2 separate regions of the Homo sapiens genome follow, and region 2 is linked to region 1. Evidence: read pairs that join two places in POLR2A ChIA-PET (ENCODE). Cell type or tissue: CD4-positive, alpha-beta T cell. All regions are shown on one strand. Links, peaks and the distances in the headings refer to the core of each region. The heading gives the core; the rest is flanking DNA.

Evidence for each region. Peaks named below come from ENCODE experiments on the same cell type or tissue, not always from the same donor. Only the 100,000 strongest peaks of a DNase experiment are listed, where the experiment ranks them.
Region 2: POLR2A ChIA-PET joins it to region 1 with 5 read pairs; 2 of 35 experiments call an interaction of 5 or more read pairs at or near these places.

Annotation. Positions count from the first base shown.
Region 1 is chr14:22,504,307-22,515,227 of GRCh38, reverse strand. It overlaps TRA, TRAJ36, TRAJ35, TRAJ34, TRAJ33 and TRAJ32, and 3 more genes. Among named protein-coding and RNA genes, the nearest start is that of TRD-AS1, 27 kb to the right of the region's middle. RefSeq lists enhancers at 4,769-4,918, 5,109-5,458, 6,189-6,268. In CD4-positive, alpha-beta T cell, for the core only: no CTCF peak of the experiment used is centred there; DNase peaks (open chromatin) are centred at 2,607 and 5,037; H3K4me3 peaks cover 5,000 bases; H3K27ac peaks cover 5,000 bases.
Region 2 is chr14:23,200,313-23,211,233 of GRCh38, reverse strand. It overlaps LOC105370406 (a long non-coding RNA gene), which reads left to right. Exons shown (of 4, transcript XR_943606.3): 2 at 3,777-3,941; 3 at 10,372-10,530. It also overlaps a transcript of RNF212B not described here. Among named protein-coding and RNA genes, the nearest start is that of SLC7A8, 22 kb to the right of the region's middle. RefSeq lists an enhancer at 4,233-4,838. In CD4-positive, alpha-beta T cell, for the core only: no CTCF peak of the experiment used is centred there; no DNase peak of the experiment used is centred there.

The DNA.
Region 1 (10,921 bases), core at 2,560-7,559:
TGGGATTTCACATAAACATATTCCACAGAGAAACTCATCACAACACACCAAGCTGGTTTCAGTGGTCACTTTTGGGGAGGAGGAAACTGATACTGAAGGAAGTGGCCAAGGTGAATGCTGGTTTTATCTGTAATTTTTTTTTTTTTTTTGAGATGGAGTCTCACTCTGTCACCCAGGCTGGAGTGCAGTGGCACGATCTCGGCTCATGGCAACCTCAACCTCCCGGGTTCAAGTGATTATCCTGCCTCAGCCTCCTGAGTAGCTGGGATTATAGGTGCCTGCCACCACGATTGACTACTTTTCGTATTTTTAGTAGAGATGGGATTTCATCATGTTGGCCAGACTGGTCTCAAACTCCTGACCTCAGGTGATTTGCCCACCTCAGCCTTCTAAAGTGCTGGGATTACAGGTGTGAGCCACCGTGCCTGGACTTTATCTGTAATTTGAATGGTTTACAATGAGAAATTTTAATGTATTACTTGGGCAAATCAAAATGAATAACAACATTAAATAGAAACCTGCAATGTATTTAAAAATGGCTTTTGGGGCTGGGCACGGTGGCTCACGCCTGTAATCCCAGCACTTTGGGAGGCTGAGGCGGGTGGATCACGAGGTCGGGAGATCGAGATCATCCTGGCCAACGCGGTGAAACCCTGTCTCTACTAAAAAAAAATACAAAAAATTAGCCGGACGTGGTGGTGAGCACCTGTAGTCCCAGCTACTAGGGAGGCTGAGGCAGGAGAATGGTGTGAACCCGGGAGGCGGAGCTTGCAGTGAGCCGAGATCGCACCACTGCACTCCAGCCTGGGCGACAGAGCGAGACTCTGTCTCAAAAAAAAAAAAAAAAAAAAAAGAAAAAGAAAAAAAAAAAAGGCTTATGGATCTCAGACAAGCCTTTTTGTGCTTCCCCCAGGCTAAGTAGTCTGGTTCTCTGCCCAGGGCTTTTGTCTCCTGGGATCAGAGGAGGAAACTGGGCCAGGATTACGGTCAGAACAAGCTGGAGGCAACTAGGCCAGGGTGCAATGCAGGGCCCAGATCTGTGTGCATTCATGACTGTCCAGTTGGCTTTCGAATTATAACAGAATAACCTGTAATTTTCCTGCGCAATGCTAATGACCCAGCTCCTTCCAAACCTTTCTTGGGGGCAAAAGCATTCTAGGTACACTGAAAAATAATTCAAGGGAAGAAGCCATTGCTGATCAAAATCAAGGATGGCTAGAAACACTTACTTGCAATCACAGAAAGTCTTGTGCCCTTTCCAAAGACAAGAGGTGTGTTTCCTGAATTCCCACAGTGATTTCCTCCATAACAAAAACCCTGAATGCCTGGCCTTGGTGGTTTTCCTGGAAGTTTCCTCTTGTTGGTCTTCTTCCCTGTTAGAACCATCTAGAAATCTCCCCACTTAACCATAGTTTTTGTTTTTCCTTAGCACGCATTTGCCCACTTCTCCCCCAATCTCTACAAAGTATGGTATAATTAAAATGTTTCTGCTTTGCCTGTCTACCCTGCTGATGAGCTTCCATACATGGAGTTGTAGCTCAGGGATGCATTTCTGAATTGCTTGCAGACTTCTAGCTTATTGTTAGCCTGTGAAAAACATTCCAAAGGAAATCCCTGTTTCTGACATCATGATGTACTCTTTGCTGTACTAGAAATAAAAAGGAGTGGTCACTTATCCTAAATAAAGAAAAAGATTTGGAAAATGGCATAGAGTGAGAAGGCTCAATGCAAGATGTTGCTCTTGCTGGCATACTCTCTTTGTTGTCTCTAAGATGAAAGTAGCTCTTTAAAAAGTCATCTCTCACTTATCCCTGGAACAAGGGAAATGAGAGATCCTGGGGCATCAAAGCCAGGAATCTCAGCAGAGGCCAAATAAAGAAAAATAAATCTTTTATGGAGGGTGGAAGGAGAGGGGTCATAGGTATGCTGGAGTCATTTCCAAAATCAATTTAGTTGGAGCCAAAAATCACGCTGGGCTTAACAATGAGTCCAAACAGAGGTTACCAGGGACAAGCCTGGGGGAAAAGACTGGAAAATAGGTTCTGGACAAAGTGTCACGATTCTTTTACTCTTCTTAATAAACAATAAAAAAATAATTTATATTTGGGTAGCAGAGGACTGGTAGCAACTTTTCCAGCCCTGGAGGGGAGAATTTGGTATTTGGCTCAGCTGTGGAAAGGCTGAGGACTGGACCTCTGCAAGAGAAGAGCCCAGGACCTACAGGCCACCCACATGTCTTAGAAACTTTCCTACTGAACACTCTCAGCAGTTTGAACTCAGTGGGAGTTAATGTCAGAAAATCACATAAACAGCACTTACTGGGGAGAATATGAAGTCGTGTCCCTTTTCCAAAGATGATCTTGTCATCTCTGTTCACACTGTGATTGGGACCATAACAAAAACTCCTAGTGACTTTTTTTTGGGGGACAGCTGCATATTTTTTGGTGGATATTTCAACCTCATGGGACTTAACAGATTCCTATATTGTCTCTTCTCCTGTAATAAACAGGCCTCATTATCAGCTCAGCCATCTTTCTCTGTGTCTTCTAGTTGTTCTGCTTGAATTTCATGCTGCTTATTGCAAATGTGCGAGAGGAAGTTGAATGACCTCATTTGACACTGAGAGTGAATTATAAAGCCAACAATACAACAAACTCCTTTCCAATATCAAACATAATTCTGTTACTGAAGGCAAAAGATACCTGGCAGACAGCCACTGAGCTAGGAATCCACTTTTCAGAGCCCAAACAAAAATGGGGCAGGAATAGGTCACTTAGGGCACATATCTGGATTTCCACCTGAGAAGGAACTGCATTACAGAGTCTTCCCTTCACCCTGGCTCTAAGCCTTAAGTTCTAGAATTTGCCCTGTCACCAAATTCTGAGGATACCTTGCCTTATGTTTGCTGTACTCATTATAGCCCTGCCCTAGCTGGGGGTCATGAGCATCATTCATTTTAGCCCAAGGGATCCCCGTCTTTTAGAAAATGTTCTCCTTCCACAGTCCATGGATGTGGTCTCTCACCACCAAGAGAGGGAAGCCTTATGCCATTGCCCTCAACCCTGGCTGGATCCTTGTTTGACACTTAAAGAACCAAGTCCCATTTTCTCTTCCTCCTTTGGGTTCTACCTGACCCCAAAGAAGCTCTTTATCATAGTCGTTAAAAAAAATTAACATGGGATGGATATGTTCACCAGACGTAAAACAAACCTATGGAGTCATCTATCTCATTTCCTTGTCTTCCAGCATTTCCCAAGGCTGAACCGTTTAAAACTAGGCTATCCTATTTTAAAGCTCCTTGGGTTAGTCATTCCATAATCTTAATTATAACCTGTTATAGGGTTTAATAACAGACAGTCAATGTGGTGACTCCAGCCTCTTAATATTAGTTTTTTGGTTGGACATTTGGATGGGTCCTATTGTCTCCAAAATGGCAATGTGGAGAAACAGACACCCCAGGAGCACACCTGGGAATGCCAGGCTCCTGAACTCCTATTTCCCTCCTTTTCAAGGAGGTAAGTTTAAAAACTTTTATTCCCCATGGAGGAATTGATCATTAAAAAAAAATCGTGTTATCATACCTGCCATTTTATTTCACTCTGGATTTCCTTTTAGGTGTTTATAAAGCCACCTGGGAGTGTCAATCCATTTCTGAATTGTTTTTTTCTTCCACTGCATTTGCATAGTCAGGCTGTGTTTTTAGTGAAATTTGACATTACGGGACTAGATGTGGACATTTGTCAAAATGCGACAATGTTTGGGTTTCTTATGAGATCTTTTTGAAATGAATATATATGCAGGTACAAGAGACAAAGAAGGTACCTTATAAATATTAGTAGCATTTAAAATGAGATAGATTCTCATTTTTAATAGAATGGAAAACAAATTCTGTGGCTAAAATCAGAGTAAACACACAAGTCATTGCAGAACATAGTTTAAGAGATACTGCGGCTGTAAATAGCTCATGGCCCCATATCTCTCTAGAAGAAAGAGGGCTAAGCCACAATGTTAAAGGTGATTTGGGGTGGTCTCATTTTGCCTTTATTTATCATTATTGCTCTAGTCTCAATAATCACGAGTGTTTCATGTATTCACAAAAGTCATTTTTCAAGAAGTAGATTTGTTTACATATTAAATTAAATCTCCACTAACTTCACGGGATTTATTTGTTTGGTCAAATATCAATAAAACATGGCCACTTACTGGGCTTCACCACCAGCTGAGTTCCATCTCCAAACATGAGTCTGGCATTGTTATTCCCACAGCACTTCCTGCCTTTACTGAAACCCATAGTAAAACCCTACCAAACACATAGCACTGTGGTGAGGGGGCAGTTAGACTCTCCTTGTGTTTTTTTTTTTTTTCCTTTTTTTTTTTTGCTTTCTCTGTGTTTCTGGCCTTTTATGATAGGAAGAAAAATTGGCTCTGCAACATAAAGCAAACAATGTCTCCTTTAAAAATGCCAAACTTATGAGCTTTTAAAATTCTTTTGCATTTCTAGGCATAAAACTGCCAAAGCTGAATCTAATTTGTTAACAACTCTTGCTGTCGTATGTGTGAGCTCAGCCCTAAACACACAAGTTTGAAGGGACGGTACATTCCTACACCCACAGGGATATTTTCCAGCTACAGAGCCATCCCAGCTCACCTCCAGACTCAGTGATCAAGTTTTTTCAAAGCCTTCTCAATGTGTAATAATGCTTATTTGATAGCCTAAAAAACATTTCATGAGGGAAGAGTGGCAAAAGTCAAACAGTTCTATTTTTTTTTTTTCCCAAAGAAGTTCCACCATGGACCCATATGCTGTTTCAGCCAGGAAGGGGTAGAGAGTCCAGCCATGAAATAAATGGGAGAAGTGAACACTTTCTGTTATAAAAAAGACTGTATCCTAAAGGCAGAGATAAAGACACACAACAGCTCCTTTATCACAAAGCTGAGCATTGGCTGAGCTTTAGTATACACGGAGTATCTGGAGAAAAGAGAGAGGGGTGAGCATCCCAGACAGTGATACCATGTCACTAACTTTCTTGGTTAAAAGTAAGGCTTACGTAATAGAAATTTAAGCTTGGAGAGAGAAGAAGTCCCCAACATGACTGTAACTTGTTGATTCTTTATATTTCAAGAGGAAGTGTTCAAAACTGATCTCATTTCTCTCCTTTCATCCTGGGAGCAGTGGGTGTCCAGAGCAAACAAAAAGAACTTATTCTAGAGAAAACAAAAGGGAAGCAAACGTAGGAAATAGAGTGACAGATACGTGGATCACAGTTCTAGTACTGAGCTAAGTTACCCTTAGCCTTCTCTTTCCCCTCCCTGACCCCTGGGAGTTAGGCCTGCCTGACTTCTCAGCACTCTTCCCAAGGATGGCTCTGGAGTCTCTTTTGGAAGAGAAATAAAAACATGGCCTATAGAAGAAGGCATTTGGACCGGCAGACACATAATTGTATAAATAGGTTAGGAGAGATTGTATTTGCACAGGTAAACGTATGTTCAGGGTCAATGAATAACTGGGAAACTGGGTTCACAGAAGCATAAAGCCTGCAGCATTTAGTTGAGAACAATTTGATTTTCTCAACTAAATTTTCCCACAGTAGTCTTTTTCTCCCCTGGGGTTTATCATAAAATTAGCATGTTTCCCCTCCCCTGACTGTGGTGTGCCATCCAGGAGAATGGGAATTTTGACAGCCTGCTATATCACGGCAGATAAGAGATGACAGCAGTGAACAAAGTCAACCTTCAGCCATCCTTTCCACCTAAGGGTGGCTGTCGCTTCCTACTTGCCATGGACACAGAATCCACCTGACACATGCCACTACTTACGTACTTGGCTGGACAGCAAGCAGAGTGCCAGTTCCAAAGATGAGCTTGTTTGTAGCACCACCATAATTCACACAGTCCTTCAGAGCCTTACACTAACCCTCAAGGAGGGGCACGGCAGGTTGGGATGAGGACAGCTTTGTGTCTTTCCAGGCTTAGAACACCTCAGTCCCAGTGTAGCAAAAGCTGACTTGCAGGCATCGCTGCAGCCTTCATATTCCTCTGACAGTGCCCTGACACTGTCATTTAAGTTACATCCCAAGGCCCAGAACCCTGAGTGACTCCAGCAAGTGACCGAGAGCTTTGCAGGCATCTGCTCTCCACGTGGGACAGCAGCCTGAGGCAAGGATGTCAGGAGAGCTGCAGACTTGGCTATTTTTCACCTTTGAACATTTTACCGTCTTTGGCTGTGTGACCCTTTCCTTTTTCTCTGAATTTGCTCTTCCAATGGAATGAGGCTGGTTCTGCCCTTGGCAAAGAGTTTTAACCATATCAGAGGGAATTAGATATTCCCTAACAACCTGGCTCTGCTCTCTTAGAGGGCTACTTAAGCATTATTCATTCCGGAAGCTACTAGACCAAACAAAAGAGTTAGCGGCTGACATGCTTCTCACTGGGAGTGGAGACCCCATTTGGGTTGAGTGCATTGTCTCCAGCAGGCTGACTTGTTCTTAAAAATATAATCTGCATGCTACACTTTGTGCATTATTCAACTAGTGTCTCCTCTCCCGTGCAGTCACATCTCTGAGACTTACCTGGCTTTATAATTAGCTTGGTCCCAGCGCCCCAGATTAACTGATAGTTGCTATCCACACAGACACAAAAACCTTAACAAAAACCTTCACTGTCCTTCCGGGGATCCTATTAGAGACAAAGCCCAGACAAAAAGTCTAGAGCAAAGCACATAAAACAATGAAACAACATAGGAATATTGGCTATTGGAGATTATTTGCTCATTTAATTACATTTGATTAAATCGAATGACTAAACATCCAAAGTCAATCTAGGTCTCTCTGCATACAAGGGAAGCATAATTCAGAAACAGTTTTCAAATTGGAGAAGTTGAACTTGCTTCACCTTCCCTGATATTTTAAATAAAAATGCAAAAGAGGGAAACAGATCATTTGTTTAGAGTCATAATGCATCTGACGCTCTAGTGCCTTCTTTTCACTGCTGGTAAGATTTTACTCAGTACCATGGTGTTCACATATAGGTTAAATTGTTCACATATAGATTAATTGGTTTATAGAAGGTTCTGCAGCTATAGGTGCTAAAGGCCCCTACAGAGCTCGGAGTTGGTAAGGGTGGCCTGCAGTGCTGTGAGAACGTTCCTGTTTATAGAAAACACCTTTTAAGGCTGGGCGCAGTGGCCTGTAATCTTTGGCAGGCCGAGGCAGGCAGATCACTTGAGGTCAGGAGTTCAAGACCAGCCTGGCCAACATGGTGAAACACTGTTTCTACTAAAAATACAAAAATTAGCCAGGCGTGGTGGTAGGTGCCTGTAATCCCAGCTACTCGGGAGGCTGAGACAGGAGAATCGCTTGAACCCGGGAGGTGGAGGTTGTAGTGAGCCGAGATCATGCCACTGCACTCCAGCCTGCGCAACAAAGAGCAAAACTTCATTTAAAAAAAAAAGAAAAAGAAAAAGAAAACACCTTTTCAAAATGGCTCCTTGGTTTCTAGTACTTACTTGGAAAGACTTGTAATCTGGTCCCAGTCCCAAAGATGAGCTTGTCGGTGTTATAAGACACAGTGATACTGAGATCTACAAAAACCTCCTAAGCCCCTCTGCTCTTCCCTGTCACTGGCACCAAATGACTATCAATAGCAAAGGAGATTTGGGGATACATTTAAAACACCAAAGCAATCAAACAGTCAGTTTTTGTTTCAGTCAAGTTTCATGTTCTGAAAATGCCTATGGCCTGTGCTTATTATGTTTTCAATGCATTAAGTGACAGCTCAAGACAGTTCACTGTAAGAAAATAGGGAATCTCAAGCTCTAATCCCAGTTATGATTTTTTTTTGGTTTGACTTAAATTATTTAACTTGTCTGTGTGTCAGCTTTTCTGTCTGTGACATATGTTTGATGATGTATGATCCTGTTTACCTTATTAGAGAACGTTGTGAAGATAAAAGGGCTGGGGATGGTGCAGTGGGTTACAGCATTGAAATGCATTGTGAATGATGTGGGGAAAATATGATGGTTCAAGTCAAGATATTATTAACATGAATAGTAGGGACTATGCTAGCTGAAGTTTATTGTCAAAATGATAACCACAAAACTTTCTTAGTAAAAACTGAAGGAGAATATATCTGTCTTGTGTGTTTTTCCACAAGAAAGTTAGTGGAAATAACCACTTAATCTGCCAGAAGAGACAGGCATGGAAAAGGTCAGCTGGATTCTGAAGTCTGACTGCCAGGGGAGAAGAAGAAATGACTGTCCTCCCACAGCAGTGAGTGAACATAGATTAGGTTCCCACGACATGCTAATGCCCTTGGCTGTTGGCAGCATTAAATGGAACCAGTTAAAATTATCTTGAAAAATGAATTTGACCATCTTAATGGTCAAACTGGCTGTGTAGGTAGACCCAGAGACTGTTTCTCCTCAGTGACTGGAAAATGGGTGTGTGTGTGTGTGTGTGCATAAGAAGAACTGTTCTATATGATTTACGGACATAACAGCCCACAGAAATGAGAAAAGATATACTTACGTGGTAAAACAATCACTTGAGTGCCGGACCCGCAATGCAGCACATTCCCAAAGCCTATCCACAATGGCTCATTCTTTTACAAAAACCTTGTCATCTCTTCATAACCACATGTTTTGTGTCTCAAGGTGGAAGCTAAAGCTTCTCAGGCAAGAGAGAGGATTCAGACGCACATCTCATGAATGCCATGGTATTCCTTATTTCGTGTCAGCCCCTCCTTCCTGAGGCTTTTCCTCATCCTGGGCCCAGCTCCAGCCTTCATGCAGGCAGTCTGTGTCCCTTGGTGGCCACCTCTACCTCTGCAGCGGCTCTGCTGGGGCCAACCCTCAGCAAAGATTCCCTCAGGGCCCTGAGCCATTTGAGGATCACTCAAGGAGCTAGGAAAGTCCTCAGAAATACAGCTGATGGTTACAGAGGCAGGCAGCAGTGTGCGTGGGGGTGCCGGTGCTGGGCATGGGCATAGCAGTCAGGAATTCAAAGGAGAGAGCAGGGATTTACATACAGGAGTTGGAGATGGAAGGAAAAGGATCTAGAGAGGAAGGGTCTGAAAACAAAGGCAAGAAGGGTAGACACACACTAACAATGGATGTCAAAATTAGTCACGCTTTGCTTGGTGAGCACACACAAGTTCTAGGGGAAAGAAATTTTCCTGGCTGTGTCAGTTGCCCTGACCTATTTAGTACTCCTGTGACAACCTCTTAGGTGCAGCTGAGACGTCCCACACTACAAGCAGAGACCACGTCCCTGTCTTATTTCTGTCTCAAAGAGCCATCTGACCAAATGTTCTACACGAGGGGGTAGGAACAGCAGCCACAAAAAGATACTCAGAATCTGTTTCTCTCTTCCTAATTAGGCTGTCAATCTGTTTAGCTAATAAGTCGTATAAAGTGTCTTCATCCCTTCTAAGGAAAGGAGTCATATAAATGCAAACTAGCAGCAGCAATAAGTCAAATGGCTTGCTGGGCATCTTTTCTTCGTGTGAAGAGATGCTGTTTAGTAGAAAGGGAAACTTTCTGTGTGGAGAGGAGACAGACTGGGAAAAAGCACAACAGCATTTGTTTTTATTAGGCTGAGTCTATACAGCACAAAGTGAAACAGATTTGGCAATTATTTAGGTAATGTGCCATTCAATTCATGCAATTTTGAGCACAAAGAAGTTTTCTCAAGGAAGTCCCTAAATATCTGCATCAGCTACCAACATTAATCAAAGTAACTGGACAATTGGGCTGTATAGACACAAACTAATAAATGCACCCTGAGATGGTTCTTTGGAAAGGCTTATATTTTATAAATCTAACATTAAAACTAGCCCAATATTTGTAATCACTGTCTTCATTTTGGCACTGCAATTAACAGTTCCCAATTTTTCTTACAACATGTCTTACATTTAGAGCCGCAAAGGTAAGGGTGACCTTCTCCCTAGAGAGTTTTATCAGTTTAACACATGGAAGCTCATTTAGAAATTCATTAGGTGTCTGGGATGTGAGAACTTGTCATTACAGACTAAGAGCTTTTTTGTCAAGAGGTAAGGACTTACAGGGAATAACGGTGAGTCTCGTTCCAGTCCCAAAGAAGAGGTTGTTTGCCCCAGTTTGACACAGTGTTTCTGCCCAGTACAAAAACGCTTTCCTACTAAGCCAAATTTTCTTCATCTCCTTCCTCCTTCTTTAACTTATTTATTTTATATTTTTAAATATATATTTTTAGAGACAGGATCTTACTTTGTTGTCCAGGCTGGAGTGCAGTGGTGTGTTCTTGGCTCACTGTAACCTTGACCTCCTGGGCACAAGTGATCCTCCTGCCTCAACCTCTTCAGTAGCTAGGATGACAGGTGCATGCTACCATGCCTGGCTATTTTTAAAAAAATTTTATTTATTTATTTTTTGTAGAGATGGGGGTCTCACTGTGTTGCCCAGGGTGGTCTTGAACTCCTGGCCTCAAGTGATCCTCCTGCCTCAGCCTTCCAAAATGCTGAGATTACAGGTGAGAGACACTGCTCCCAGCTTCCTTCTTCTTTTTTTGAGATGGAGTCTCACTCTGTCGCGCACGCTGGAGTGCAGTGGCGCGATCTCAGCAGTGGCACAAACTCCACCTCCCAGGTTCACGCCATTCTCCTGCCTCAGCCTCTGTAGTAGTTGGGACTACAGGCGCCCGCCACGCCTGGCTAATTTTTTGTATTTTTTTTTAGTAGAGACGGGGTTTCACTGTGTTAGCCAGGATGGTCTCGAACTCCTGACCTCGTGATCCACCCGCCTCGGCCTCCCAAAGTGCTGGGATTACAGGCGTGAGCCACCGTGCCCGGCCCCAGCTTCCTTCTTCTATAACGTTTGCCAGGGGTATGTTACACACATTTGGACTTCTACTTGGTGATAACCTTTGCCAAACCTTACAACAAGAAG
Region 2 (10,921 bases), core at 3,383-8,382, 700 kb before region 1:
CTTTCTTTTTTTTTTTGAGACAGAGTCTCACTCTGTTGCCCAGGCTGGAGGGCAGTGGTGCAATCTCAGCTCACCACAACTTTCACCTCCCAGATTCAAGCAATTCTCCTGCCTCAGCCTCCCAGGTAGCTGGGATTACAGGCGTACGCCATCACGACCAGCTAATTTTTTTATTTTCAGTAGAGACGGGGTTTCACTATGTTGGCCAGTCTGGTCTCGAAGTCCTGACCTCGTGATCTGTCCACCTTGGCCTCCCAAAGTGAATTTGTTGCTTTAACACTGTTTATAACATTATCTTATTCATTATCTTTTTGTAAAATAGCTTTTTATTTTGGAATAATTTTAGATTTACAGGAAAGTTTGCAAAGGTAGTACAGAGAGTTCCTGGATATCCTTCACCCAGTTTCAGTTTTCCCTAATGTTATCATCCTACATTTCTTTTTTTTTTTTTTTTTTTGAGACAGAGTCTCACACTGTCACCTGGACTGGAGGGCAATGGCGTGATCCTGGCTCACTGCAACCTCCACCTCCTGGGCTCATGCAATTCTCCTGCCTCAGCCTCCTGAGTAGCTGGGATTACAGGCTCACACCACCACACCCAGCTAATTTTTTGCATTTTTAGTAGAGACGGGGTTTCACTATGTTGGCAAGACTGGTCTCAAACTCCTGACCTCGTGATCCACCCGCCTCAGCCTCCCAAAGTTCTGGGATTATAGGCGTGAGCCACCACGCCCACCCCATCCTACATTTCTATGTGATATTTGTCAAAACTGAGAAACCAACATTGGCACATTATAATTAACTAAACTCCAGACTTTGTTCAAATCTCATTTTCCTACTAATATCCTTTCTCTGTTCTACAGTCCAAGCCTATATACCGCACTGCGTTTCATTGTCATGTCTCATTAGCATTCTCTGGTCAGAGACGGTTTCTCAATCTTTCATTGTGTTTCATGAGCTTGACGGTTTTAAGGAAAATGGGTCATGTGTTTTGTAGAATGTCCCTCAGTTTGGGCTTGTCTGATGCTTGTATCATGATTCAACTTAGTCATAGGGGTATTTGTTTATTTTGTTTGTTCGTGTTTTGAGACAGTCTCACTCTATTGCCCAGGCGGAGTGCAGTGGTGCAATCTTGGCTCCCTGCAACCTCCACCTTCCAGGTTCAAGCAATTTTCCTGCCTCAGCCTCCCCAGTAGCTGGGATTACAGGCACACACATCATGCCAGCTAATTTTTGTATTTTTAACAGAGACAGGGTTTCATCATGTTGGCCAGGCTGGTCTCAAACTCCTGGCTTCAAGTGATCAGCCCACCTCGGCCTCCCAAAGTGCTGTGATTACAGGTTTGAGTCACCTCACTGGGCCAGTCATAGATGTTTTAAAAGAATCACAGAGGCAAAGTGCCCTGTCATCATGTTGTATCAGGGGTACATGATATCCATATATCTAACTGATGATATTAATTTTGAGTTGTTGTTTAAGAGAGTGGTTGCCAGGTTTCTCCACTGTAAAGTTACTATTTTTCCCTTTCCATCTATTCTTTGAAAGAGAGTCCCTCAATCCAGCCTACCCTCAAAGTGGTTAAGCATTACCTCCTGCAAGAAAAAGTATCTACATATATTATTTAAAATTTGGAAGTCAAAGTATTCTGTAAAGATTTGTTTCCACTCCACCATTTAGTCTTTTAGTCAATCATTTGTTTATATCAGTATGGAGGCATGTATATTTTATACATTGGATATCTAATATTAGATACTTTTACACATTTTATACATTGGATTATAATCTAATACTGTCAGAGGTGTGTGAACCAGAGCAACTCCATCTTAAATAGGAGCTGGGTAAAATGAGGCTGAAACCTACTGAGCTGCATTCCCAGATGGTTAAGGCATTCTAAGTCACAGGATGAGATAGGTCAGCACAAAATACAGGTCATAAAGACCTTGCTGGTAAAACAGGTTGCGGTAAAGGAACCGGCCAAAACCCACCAAAACCAAAATGGCTACGAGAGTGACCTCTGGTCGTCCTTACTGCTACACTCCCACCAGCACCATGACAGTTTACAAATGCCATGGCAACGTCAGGAAGTTATCTTATATGGTCTAAAAAGGGGAGGCATGAATAATCCACCCCTTGTTTAGCATATCATCAATACATAACCATAAACATGGGCAACCAGGCCGGGCACGGTGGCTCACGCCTGTAATCCCAGCACTCTGGGAGGCCAAGGCGGGCGGATCACGAGGTCAGGAGATCGAGACCATCCCGGCTAACACGATGAAACCCCGTCTCTACTAAAAATACAAAAAATTAGCCAGGCGTAGTGGCGGGCACCTGTAGTCCCAACTACTCAGGGGGCTGAGTCAGGAGAATGGCGTGAACCTGGGAGGCAGAGCTTGCAGTGACCTGAGATCGCGCCATTGCACTCCAGCCTGGGCGACAGAGTGAGACTCCGTCTCAAAAAAAAAAAAAAAAAAACGGCAACCAGCAGCCCTTGGGACTGCTCTGTCTGTGAAGTAGCCATTCTTTTATTCCTTTACTTTCTTAATAAACTTGCTTTCACTTTGCACTGCAGACTCACCCTGAGTTCTTTCTTGAGTGAGATCCAAGAACTCTCTCTTGGGGTCTGGGTCTGGGCCCCTTTCCTGTAACAATACTGTGCTACTTATTTTGTTGCTCAAATTATTCCAGCTTTGGCCATGGAAGAGCACTTTCAGATTGACTCCTATGTCATTTTTTTTAGAGATAGGATCTCACTCTGTCACCCATTCTAGAGTGCAGTGTGATCATAGCTCATTGCAGTCTTGAACTCCTGGGCTCAAGTTATTCTCCAGCTCCAATCTTCCAGGTAGCTAGAACTACAGGCACACACCATCACTCTGGACTAATTTATGTATTTATTTATTTTTGGAGGGACAGGGTCTCAAACTCCTGGCCTCCAGTGATCTTCTCGTCCAATGTGCTGGAATTACAAGTGTGAGCCACCACATCCGGCTGACTCCTAAGTCTTTTGAAATGTGCCACACTCATCTCGTGCTTTCCTTGACCCAGCTCTAAAAGCCATTTCTCCAAGGAGCCCAGGTTGCCCTTATTGTGAAAGGAAATAAATCTTGGGGCCCCCAAATCACTAAGCTAAAGGGAATAGTCAAGCTGGGAACTGCTTAGGGCAAACCTGCCTCCCATTCTCTTCAAAGTCACCCCTGTACTCACTGATATAGATGCATATCTGATTGCCTCCTTTGGAAAGGCTAACAGAAACTCAAAAGAATGCAATGTCTCATTTATCTGTGACCTGGAAGCCCCCTCTCCGCTTAGAGTCTGCCTACCTTTGCTTCAAGTTGTCCCACCTTTCCAGACTGAACCAATGTTATTCTTACATATATTGATTGATGTCTCATGTCTTCCTAAAATGTATAAAACTAAGCTGTACCCCGACCACCTTGGGCACATGTTGTCAGGACTTCCTGAGGCTGTGTCATGGAGGGGCGTGTTCTCAACCTTGGCAAAATAAACTTTCTAAATTAACTGAGACCTGTCTCAAATTTTCAGGATTCGCATTTTGGTAACCATGGGAGGATTCTGAGTGGAGTTGCCCCCGACCTTTGACAAATCTCCTATCTGTGCTTGGTACCAGCATGAGCTAACTCTATGGCTCAAACTAATAGGACAATTTGCTGAGGTCTGAAAATACCCTCTACAGAGAATGCCTGATCTCCCCAAATTTGGTGGAGATCTAAAGTTTATTTTGCTGTACAACTCTTCTTTTTGTTTTTTGTAGTTTTACTTGCTTCCAACAGGAAGGCAAGTTTTCCTCCTTCCATGACGATGAAAGGCAGGTAACTCCTTTATGGAATTTGAGCTGGCTTCCAACAGGGAAGATGAGGTTTTTTTTCCTGCCTCTAGAATAGTAGAGAGCAGTCTACAGCCTGAGACCCATCACTAGGTAAGAAACTGGTTTGGGATTCTGTCTTGCCAATTCCTTTTAAATGACTAAAGTTAGCATTTACCAGCCAGCTGGTGTTAATTCCTACTTACACTTAGAACACTCAGAAATCGTATGTTGTGTGATCATTGTTAGTTTCGCTTAACTCTTGTTGTTGGCTGTACTTCTGAAATAGCAGCATTTTGTCCTAGCTGAAATATGGTAATAAGATTTAAAGAAAAAAAATTTTAAGCAGCTCAATGGTTAAAAATCAGCTTAATTAAAAGGATAACACACCCAAGATGTGTGTGTGTATGTGTGCATGTTTGTATTTGAAAGGCCTTCATGTTTTTGTTTGTTGTTGTTGTTTTTCTCTTCTAAGACCTTGTCTTTTTTTTTTTAACGAAAGTTTGTTTTTCTTTTTCTTCTCAGTTATCTGAATTCTGTTTTCACCTGATTTTTTGTTTGTTTGTTTGTTTTGCTAAAATAGTTACTGCAACAGAGGCTACTCTTGGGTTTTTAAGACAGAGTATAGTTTAATTTTATGTTTAATTTGACTCAAAGAAAAATAAAAGTGTCTCCCTCTAGCACCACCACATTTTTTCTCTCTCTACCTTATGATGTAAATTTTGCTATTTGATTTTCACCTGAGTTGTTTCCTTTAATGTGCAAATTTAAGGCTATTTAGCTGACAACTGCCTAGGTTTGTGAAACAGGTTATCAAGAATCTTGACAGTCTAAGAAAGGAAAAAAGAAAAGGGGGTGAGGGTCTTTATAAATGTATAAAATGTACTGCTGTCGGCATGCCTAATACGTCTTTATATATATTTATGTGTTGTGTACAAAATGTTTCACTACTAAAAATATATGAAAGAGCTCTAACTAATTGGCTTAAAGAAAAATACAAGCATGTAAATCAGATACTGAAAAAGAAAAGACTAGGCCGGGCACGGTGGCTCACGCCTGTAATCCCAGCACTTTGGGAGGCCAAAGCAGGTGGATCAAGAGGTCAGGAGTTCAAGACCAGCCTGGCCAACGTGGTGAAACCCTGTATCTACTAAAAATACAAAAATTAGCTGGCCATGGTGGTGTGCACCTATAATCCCAGCTACTGGGGAGGCTGAGGCAGGAGAATGGCTTGAACCCAGGAGGCAGAGGTTGCAGTGAGATGAGATCCTGCCACTGCACTCCAGCCTGGCTGACAGAGCAAGACTCCGTCTCAAAAAAAAAGACTAGTCAAATGCTTTTTCAGGTTTATGTAATAAGTAAAATCTTTAATAAATAAACTAGCTTTAAAATTACTGGTAAAGTACTATTAGAAATATCTAAAGAATTGCCAGCATACACTTTGTTTGCATTATTAATCAAGCAAATTTCATACTTACCCTGCCAAATAATGTAAGGTGTCAAAATTTGGCATAGAAGTTACAAAACTATAAACCCAGGCCAAAACAGAATGATCTATGCTTGTGTAATTTTTAGTAAATAAGACATTGATATGGGTTTAATAAAAATAGCTGCATTTTGAATTTAATAAGATTGCCATAACTTCTAATCCTGTGGCTTTAGACAGTCTGGTCCACAGACAGTAAGGAGGTTTGTTTTGGGAAAGGACTGTTATTGTCTTTGTTTCAAAGCTAAACTATAAACTCAGTTCCTTCCCAAAGTTAGTTCAGCCCATGCCCAGGAATGAACAAGGACAGCTTGGAGGTTAAGAGCAATATGGAGTCAGTTAGGTCAAAACTTTTTCCACTGTCTCAGTTATAATCTTGCAATGGCAGCTTCATAGTTTTAAATCATGACTATCACAGTTTTCGTAAATAATCTAGGTAAAGAATTAAAATAAAATAATTAGGTAAATGTAATGGGACAAATACTTGCAGACAAACTGGTCACAATTTAGAAATAAAGTTAAATTCAATAATAGGTATTTTATTATTTGGGTATTTTCCAATAAATATATATTGTAGGAAAACATTCTTGCTTAAAAAAAAAAAAGGGTGTCCTTTTTTTAAAAAAAAGAGAAAAATTTTTGTCTAATTCCAAGCTCATTTAAAGGCTCTGTATAAAACAAGGTAAAAGGAACCAGGAAATAAAAAACAGAAGTAAAGAAAGTTATAAAAATAAAGAGATTTTTTGTGTGTGTAGTAAGAAAGCTTAAAGAGAAATAATTGTATATGAGAAAGAATCTTTTATAGTAAATGTTTAGTCCTAAAATAAAAATGACTGGTTGATTAAGAAGGAGGGATGTTCAGGACAAACCAGAAAGTCCAAATATTATTATTAAGTTTTGGTTTGCTTAGGAAAAAAACTGAGTTAAAACTTTTTTTAAACTAAGATATTTCATCCATGTATCTTTCTATACGTGCTTTTAAAGTCCTTGTTGACCTCTACAAGGAAAAGTACAAAACACTGCTGAGAGAAATCATAGACGACAGAAACAAATGAAAATATACCCCATGCTCATGGATGGGTAGAATCAATATTGTGAAAATGACCATACACAATCCCCATCAAAATACAACACAATCCCCATCAAAATACCACCATCATTCTTCATAGAATTAGAAAAAACAATTCTAAACTTCATATGGAATGAAAAAAGTGCCTGCATAGCCAAAGCAAGACTAAGCAAAAAGGACAAATCTGGAGGTATCACACTAACTGATTTCAAACTATACTATAAGGTCATAGTCACCAAAACAGCATGGTACTGGTATAAAAATAGGTACATACACCAATGGAACAGAATAGAGAATCCAGAAATAAACCAAATACTTACAGCCAACTGAGCTTTGACAAAGCAAACAAAAACATAAAGTGGGGAAAGGACACTTTTTAATAAATGGCGCTGGGATAATTGGCTAGCCACAGGTAGGAGAATGAAACTAGATCCTCATCTCTCACCTTATACAAAAATCAACTCAAGATGGATTAAGGACTTAAATCTAAGACCTGAAACTATAAAAACTCTAGAAGATAATTTTGGAAAAATGCTTCTAGACATTGGCTTAGGCAAGGATTTCATGACCAAGAACCCAAAAGCAAATATAATAAAAACAAAGATAAATAGTTGGGACTTAATTAAACTAAAGAGTTATTTTGCACGGCAAAAGGAACAGTCAGCAGAGTAAACAGACAACCCACAGAGTGGGAGAAAATCTTCACAATCTATCCATCTGACAAAGGACTAATATCCGGAATCTACAACGAACTCAAACAAATCAGTAAGAAAAAAACAAACAATCCCATCAAAAAGTGGGCTAAGGACATGAATAGACAATTCTCAAGAGAAGATATACAAATGGCAAACAAACGTATGCTCAGCATCACTAGTGATCAGGGAAATGCAAATCAAAACCACAATGCAACACCACCTTACTCCTGCAAGAATGGCTATAATCAAAAAATCAAAAAACTGTAGATGTTGGCATGGATACGGTGATCAGAGAACACTTCTACACTACTGGTGGTAATGTAAACTAGTACAGCCACTAGGGAAAACAGTGTGGAGATTCCTTAAATAACTAAAGTAAGGCCTACCATGGTGGCTCATGCCTGTAATCCCAGCACTTTGGGAGGCCAAGGCAGGTGGATCACATGAGGTCAGGAGTTCAACACCAGCCTGACCAACATGGTGAAACCCCATCTCTACTAAAAATACAAAATTAGCCAGGTGTGGTGGCACACACTTATAATCTCAGCTACTTGAGAGGCTGAGGCATGAGAATTGCTTGAACCCGGAAGGTGGAGATTGCAGTGAGCCAAGATCGTGCCATTGCACTCCAGCGTGGGTGACAGAGCAAGGCTCCATCTCAAAAAAAAAAAAAAGGGGGACTAAAAGTAGAACTACCATTCGATCCAGCAATACCACTACTGGGTATAGACCCAGAGGAAAAGAAGTCATTATACAAAAAAGATATTTGCACGCACATGTTTATAGCAGCACAATTCACAATTGCAAAATCGTGGAACCAACCCAAATGCCCATCAATCAACAAGTGGATAAAGAAATTGTGGTAGATGAGATTGGAGACTATTATTGTAAGTGAAGTAGCCCAGGAATGGAAAACCAAACATCATATGTTCTCACTGATCTGTGGAAGCTAAGCTATAAAGATACACAGGCATAAGAATGATATAATGGACTTTGGGGACTTTGGGATCTTGGGGGTGAGGGTTGGGGGGATGAGAGATAAAAGACTACAAATAGGGTGCAGTGTATACTGCTTGGGTGATGGGTACACCAAAATCTCACAAATCACCACTAAAGAACTCAGTTATGTAACCAAATACTCCCTGTTCCCCAAAAAACCTATGGAAAAATTAAAAAACAAAATAAAATGAAATAAAATAAAGTCCTTGTAACATTGAGTTAGAGGGCTTTAACTCCTGGGTCTAAAATGGACACCAAGTCCTGTTAAATTTTAAACACTCACAGCAATTTTTTTTTTTTTTTTTTTTGAGACAGGGTCTCGCTCTGTCGCCCAGGCTAGAGTGCAGTGACCAATCTTGGCTCACTGCAACCTCCACCTCCCAGGTTCACGCCATTCTCCTGCCTCAGCCTCTCGAGTAGCTGGGACTACAGGTGCCCACCACCATGCCCGGCTAATTTTTTGTATTTTTAGTAGAGACAGGGTTTCACCGTGTAAGCCAGGGTGGTCTCGATCTCCTGACCTCGTGATCCACCCGCCTCGGCCTCCCGAAGTGCTGGGATTACAGGCGTGAGCCATCACGCCCAGCCTAAACACTGACAGCAATTAAAGCCTCATCTTTAGGCCCTGTAGAAGATGCCAATCAAAATAAAATGCATTCCTGAGACACAGGGCAAGAAATTAAAGCTATTCAACTCCTCAAGGCCCAGGGACTATCACGGAAGAGGTGGGCACATAAGATCAAAGATTGTAAGGGCCGATTTGGAAAGATAAATAAGTTTAGTTTCTCTATAAATTAATCATTAGTGTCAAAAACACACTGATGCAAAAACCAGTATATGGACCCCTGTATTAGATTAACAAGTTTTTTGTGAAGCATTAACCAACTGCTTTTTTTTTTTTTTTTTTAAGACAGGGTCTTGTTCTGTTGCCCAGGCTAGAGTGCAGTTGCGCAATCTCGGCTCACTGCAAGCTCCTCCTCTTGGGTTCAAGCAGTTCTCCTGCCTCAGACTCCCGAATAGCTGGGATTACAAGTGCACACCACCACGCTTGGCTAATTTTTGTATTTTTAGTAGAGATAGGGTTTCACCATGTTGGTCAAGCTGGTCTCGAACTCCGGACCTCAAGCAGTCCACCCACCTCGGCCTCACAAAGTGCTGGGATTACAGGCATGAGCTACTGTGCCCGGCCTCCAACTCCTTAATAAAGTTTATAAAGGTTATAAAAGGTTTATGGAAGTTATATTTTATACTCAAGAATAAACTTTATAGATTGCTTACAAAATTTGGAAAAGCAAGTGGAATTGGCTCCATGCTGTTTTTATTAGGGCTTCAGGTTTAGAAAATTAAGTCCCCTCTCTCAATAAATGAAGGTTTTCACTATTTTTGAAATCCTTGAATTACCACTTTGGTTAAACAGATGACTTTACAATGACCTGAAATCCTATTTTGTAATATCAAGTGTTTTAAACCTTTTATATTTGACAAACTTTCCAAAATTAAATTATAAATTGTGTCTTGTTCTAACCTAATTACTCCTTTAAGATATTACATTCCCTAAAGTCCAAAAATAATATAATTTGGCTTATTTGGTATAAAAATTATACAGGAAGCATTGTCAAATATGAAATGGTTATTTGGTTTCTTTGAGCTGTATTTGTATAAATGTTATTGGTATGTGTTCCAAAATTATGAGAAACTTATAATTCTAATATAACTTAGTGTACATTATCAATAACAATAATTGTTATGTTAAGTTAAAATTACTGTGTGCCACAGAGGTAACAAATTCCCTTGTCAATTATGTTTTTGACTATGGCTGCCCTAAAACTTTTTGTCATCCACAGACAATTGTTGCCTTGTTTTGGTTCTCTTTAGAAGATGGTTTTATAACCAGCTATTAAACTATAACAGGTGCTCTTGAGTGCAGATTTCTGATAGCTTTGGAGATTGTGACATCAGAATAGAGAAAAAACTTTCAAGACTCATGGAGAGCTAAAATGTTCATGAATATCAAGCAGAACAGGAATTAACTGCATGGACTGAACTAATCTTTTTGACTTTTTGCTTAAAATGTTGCTGATCCTTTATTCTGTTTTTCAGAGTCTTAAAACTTTTCTTTTGAGCTATTGACAGCTTTCAACAATTTAGTATACTCCCATGAACAAAATTTGGAGCATATTTGTTTCTCTGTAATTGATTTTCTCCAGAATTTGAAAACTATTTGTGAGCTTCTTAACTTTTGGCAATACAGTTAGTTGCATAAGTGCAATAAGAATCTGTTTTCATTTTTAACAGGACACAATTGAAGAAACTGGTAGTTTTACCAAGGCTTTGACTGGAATGGTGCACTTTCCTATAAGGAATCAAACTTGACTTAAGAAGCCAATAAAGCCCTTGGAAAAACTGGCCTCATATTTTGTGTACACAGTCCGTGTACAGGGTTTCTGGCCTGTGGTAAGTAAAGAATATCACTTTCTGACAGGCACGGAAGCCCCAGATTTATCTTGGATCCTCAAGAGGAGAGGAAATTCAGACCAAGTACAGTGGCTCACACCTGTAATCCCAGCACTTTGGGAGGCCGAGGTGGGTGGATCACTTGAGGCCAGGAGTTCGAGACCAGCCTGGCCAACATGGTGAAACCCCATCTCTGCTGAAATTACAAAAATTAGCCAGACACAGTGGCACGCACCTGTAATCCCATCTACTTGGGAAGCTGAGGCATGAGAATTGCTTGATCCCAGGAGGCAGAGGTTGCAGTGGGCCAAGATCATGCCATTGCACTCTAGCCTGGGTGACAGAGCAAGAATCTGTCTCAAAAAAAAAAAGTTGGGGGAGAGGAAATTCA